Regions from separate parts of the Homo sapiens genome. Here region 1 is linked to region 2. Evidence: chromatin loops called from intact Hi-C (ENCODE). Cell type or tissue: CD4-positive, alpha-beta T cell. All regions are shown on one strand.

Evidence for each region. Hi-C counts contacts between places; a loop is a spot of excess contacts. Peaks named below come from ENCODE experiments on the same cell type or tissue, not always from the same donor. Only the 100,000 strongest peaks of a DNase experiment are listed, where the experiment ranks them.
Region 1: it touches region 2 in a loop (4-fold over the local background); 15 of 110 quality-filtered maps call a loop at or near these places.

Annotation. Positions count from the first base shown.
Region 1 is chr1:24,535,655-24,538,154 of GRCh38, forward strand. RCAN3 (RCAN family member 3) reads left to right here. Exons shown (of 5, transcript NM_013441.4): 5 at 1-2,500. Among named protein-coding and RNA genes, the nearest start is that of NCMAP-DT, 19 kb to the right of the region's middle. RefSeq lists enhancers at 1-328, 329-978, 805-894. In CD4-positive, alpha-beta T cell, no CTCF peak of the experiment used is centred here; a DNase peak (open chromatin) is centred at 1,047; H3K4me3 peaks cover 415 bases; H3K27ac peaks cover 2,091 bases.
Region 2 is chr1:24,585,875-24,588,374 of GRCh38, forward strand. The region is part of intron 1 of NCMAP (non-compact myelin associated protein); the gene reads left to right. Among named protein-coding and RNA genes, the nearest start is that of NCMAP, 31 kb to the left of the region's middle. In CD4-positive, alpha-beta T cell, CTCF peaks have their summits at 1,529 (motif pointing left) and 1,728; a DNase peak (open chromatin) is centred at 1,507.

The DNA.
Region 1 (2,500 bases), 50 kb before region 2:
ATTTTTATGAATTTAAAAATAGTCTTATAATTTTAATTGTTTGTGGGTATTTTTCTACTGGTATAAATAGCTTCTAATTAATAAATCGATCAAAGGTTGTTACTCAGTATACATGAAATTTTTTGCAGGAAAAGAAACCAGAAATACAGAATAATTCATAGAAATCATGGTTCTCAAGTATTTGTTCAATTAGCTTTGGGGAAGAAATGCCAAATCCACTTTGAGGATGAGTCTTACGACACAGATCCACCCACATGTTGCTCTTATCTGGAATTTGGGACAAAGCAATGCACAGGCCCTCATTCCTGATGTGGCGCCCTCCAGACATGGCTGCCCAGGAAGGACGGCCACTTTAGAAGTGGGACGTATCACCAGTAAGCTTGAATGATTAGGATCGCAGGTGGCTACTGCATTCTGCCGTTCGTGACCGTGTTCTAGCCTGTAGACCACCCAGCTACCTTCATTCACCAGTTTTTATCCTTCACCTTTTCCAGTATCTTGTTAACCACTAGTTCTTGAGTTTTTTGGCTATGATGTGTACGTTTATGTATGTCATTCATGGACTTTCAACTAGAAAAGGTAATGATAAGGTTTTCTGAAGACCATTTGTAAATTGTCCATTTAACCATTTTTCAGCTTGCTTTGAAACAAAAGTCACACCTACTATTTTTCTATGAATTAGGGAATGAGGGGGAGATCATTCAGTTTTACTTTTCTTTTTGTTGAAATTTTGTACCCGGATTGCAGTTGGCACTTTTCCTAAAACAGAATTGTTTCCCACTTAGGTGTCAGAATGTACCTTTGAACTTCCCTAAGAAGCAGCAGGATCTTTTTAACTCTCTCTGGTCTGTTTAGACTTTGAAGTCCCTTCTGTAGAAAAGTCTCATAACTGAGAAGGCTCTGTTTTGGGCCGGGTGGGTCTGCTGGCCTCCACTCACTGTGCTGTTTCCTTTGAGTGGCACACTTGGGAAGCTCCGGGGCATGTGAAGGAGCTGCAAACATGAGAACTAATGAACCAAGGCGGCTGCCACCAGGAAGGAACAGAACGCAGGCATTCAACCATGACGTCTGCACAGTGTTAGTAACATGTCATTGTGGTTTCGTTCTCACTGTGGTAAAATTTATTTCTGAGCACTTAAACTGTGTTGCATACCCCTAATTTTTTTTTTTTCTGTATCTTCCTTGCCCTCAAATACCCTGAGGTGATAAACTGTTCCAGTTGTAGCCAACTACCACTGCTAGGCCTCAATGTAAATTCAGTTGAAATTTGCAATTCTATCAGCAATTTAATGTATTGAATTCAGATCATCATTTGTCATTTTAACCGACAACCACCCAATAAATTTACTCTGCAGTTCTGAACTCAGCATTGTGCCCATTTTTTACTGCAAGATGGACCCTGTATGCCAGGAGACATGTATTATCAACAATTGGGAATTTTTTGAATTTCCTTTTAGGTAATATTGATTCACTGTAATTTTCTAAGTGATCAAAACCCATGAGATTTTGTTATTTGGCTTGGCTTTCATTCTCTGCCTGCCCATTAAAGAATATTCTATTCCTAACACATAAAACATTTTACAGTCAAGCAGTGCAAATTACAGTGCTTTTCTATTTTTTTTTTGAGAGCCTTGAATAAATTGAAGAAAACTTTAAACCAAAATTAGAGACGAGTCATTTAAGCTTTTCTGAATGGAAAGTATTAATATTTTCATTTTTCTAGTATAATATAATAAAATGAATTTTTTTAAAAAAGCTACTAAGTACCCATCAACTTTTTCATATTGTGAAATGAACCAGGATCTTAACAGATACTATCATCGCTGTCCTTTTTTGGCTGTTTAATATCTAGTTCATGTAACAAATTTACAAGAGATAAGTCTCATGGTTTTTTTTTTCTTTTAATAGGCTTTTCTGCAATTTTTTTGAAATTGAGTTATTACTTGGATTTAACCCTGATAGGACCAGGTGTGGTGGCTCACACCATAATCCCAGCACTTTGGGAGGCCAAGGTGGGTGGATCCACCTGAGGTCAGGAGTTCAAGACCAGCCTGACCAACATGGTGAAATCCTGTCTCTACTTAAAAAATACAAAATTAGCCTGGCATGGTGGCACATGCCTGTAATCCCAGCTACTTGGGAGGCTGAGGCAGGAGAATTTCCTGAACCGGGAGACGGAGGTTGCGGTGAGCCGAGATCACGCCATCGCACTCCAGCCTCGGCAACAAGAGCGAAACTCCGTCTCAAAAAAAAAAGATTTAACCCTGATTGATAGTATAGTAGCCATGTTTTCTTTAGAAATCATAACCTCTTCATGGGAATCAAACTATGTTGAAAATTGTGAGGAAAGATAATGGTGCTTTGTGTTGGGAAAAAAACATTTGTGAAGGATTAGAAAACCGTAACACTTAACAAGGATAGTCACAGAACCGACGCTGCATTGGCTCTTAGGTTCTAGATTTTTGTAGCACACTCACCTGATGAAACCAAAGACAAATCC
Region 2 (2,500 bases):
ACACCAGCGTTCATGGTCTGACTCCCTCACCTCCCTGTTTATACCTGAGTTTGACCAAATGCAGCCCAAAACTTGACCAGACAGAGAACAAGGAATTCAAGCTCCAAAGAGAGCAGGGAGAACACAGACTGGAGCCAGGGAGAAGCGAAGAAGGGCTGGGAACTGGCATGAGCACTCCAGGCACTCTGTTGGGCAATTATGGTATCTCATTTATTCTCACAACCCCACGAGACAGGGGCTGTTATCCCTGTTTTACAAATGAAAGAGCGGCTCAGTTTATCAAGCTGGTCAGTGATGAGGCAAAGATGAAAATCCAGGTCTAGGCAACCCCAAAGCCCTTGCTGGGTCATGAGCCCCGAGACAATGTGCTGTGTCACAGCACTGTCATTTAGCCACCCAGGAGGAGCGGAAATGTCTCTCCTGAGGGTCCAAATCAACACGGTCAAGGCTAACAGGGATCAATGCAAAGTCCTGATTGTCAGGAAGTCATCTGCACAAGTGCAGAATGGAGTCCTGGCGAATGGACAGCAGACCATCATGATATTGTCATCATGCGACTGTCACTGCCGCTCTCTTTCCACTTTGCAGTTTATAAAGTTCCTTCACGGCTGGGCACGGTGGCTCACGCCTGTAATCCCAGCACTTTGGGAGGCCGAGGAGGGCGGATCACAAGGTCAGGAGTTCAAGACCAGTCTGGCCAAGATGGTGAAACCCAGTCTCCACTAAAAATGCAAAAATTAGCTGGGCGTGGTGGCAGGTGCCTGTACTCCCAGCTATTCTGCGAGGCTGAGGCAGAAGAATCACTTGAACCCGGGAAACGGAGGTTGCAGTGAGCTGAGATCGTCCCACTGTACTCCAGCCTGGGTAACAGTGAGACTCCATCTCAAAAAAAAAAAAAAAAAAGCACCTTCACTTGGTGATCTTGGGGCTTTGATTGGCCATTAACGAGCATAAGGATAAATGTGAAAAAGAGTTGGGGGCCATCTTTCAGCAGGTGTGCTGTGGCTGCCTGTAAGGCCAGTGAGCTATTTCTTTTTATCAATCCAGGGTAATATCGATAGATATTGTGTACAGCACTGTGCTGAGTATAGGACATGCTTCATCTCATTTAATTCTCACAACAACCCTATGGAGTTGTGACTTTTATAATTCCTATTTCACAGACCAGAAAACCAAGAGGTGAAGAAAGTTGGCCAAGGTCACACAGCTAGTAAATAGCAGAATTCAGGCTCACATCTGATAAGTATCAAGAAAACTGTCATTCTGAACATGTCAGCCCCCCTCTGGAGTCATGTGTCCAGTTTTGGGGTCATTCTTAGGGGAGTCCTTGACACAGAGGAATGAGGAACCCATGAGGGACACCATCACCCGAAGGCTTGTTTGAAGGAGCTGAGAATATTTACCCCAGAGAAGAAAATCGTCAGAGGACATACAATTGGTGTTTTGAAGGGCAGAAAGCTCCTCTGCTTAAAAACAGATTGGCTTCGCAGGATGGTTACCAACCTACAGACAACTACTATCGCCACCTATTGGTGGGAGGTAACATTGATGTGGTGATACCAGCTACCCCAACTGCTCTGTTCCATCGGTGAAAGTTTGAATTGAACCTTTCATGCACAAAGGTCAAAGGTGCCTTCTTTTCTTTTCTTTTCTTTTTTTTACAGGGACTCACTCTGTCACCCAGGCTGGAGCGTGGTGGCATGATCTTGGCTCACTGCAGCCTCTGCCTCCCAGGCTCAAGCAATCCTCCAGCCTCAGCCTCCCAAGTAGCTAAGACTACAGGTGCACACCAATATGCCCGGCTAATTTTTGTATTTTTGTAGAGAAGAGGTTTCACCATGTTGTCCAGGCTGGTCTCGAACTCCTGGGCTCAAGCAATACACCCACCTCGGCCTCCCAAAATGCTGGGATTATAGGCATAAGCCACCACTCCCCACCAGAAAAGTGCTCTTAATCCTGACAGGTTTTCACTTAGAAGAGGTAGCAGATTTACCTTTGTGGAGAGATAATTTGCACCAATAAGTAAAAATTACAAGATGCCAATATGAAGGTCAATTTTCTTTTTCTTTTATTTTTTCTTTTATTTTTTTTTAGGAGTTTAGGAGCGGAGGTTTAATAGGCAAAAGAAAGAGAAAGAAACAGAAAGGAAAACAGCTCTGTCTTTAGTGAGAAAGATGGGACTTCTGAGAGGAAAAGACTCAATTTTCTTTTCCTTTTAATTTTTTGAGATGGTATCTTGCTCTGTCACCCAGGCTGAAGTGCAGTGGCTTGATCATGGCTCACTGCAGCCTCAAACTCCTGGGCTCAAGCGAATCTCCCACCTCAGCCTCCCGAGTAGCTATCATTACAGGTTCACATCACCACACCTGGCCTTAGGGTCAATTTTCTGACCATTAAAACATCCCAATATCTCCAGGAGCTGCTTGGGAGTAGTGAGCCACTTGTCTGTGGAGGAGATCAAGTCCTGCTGAATCTCCCATCCCTCAGGAGATTGGGAGAA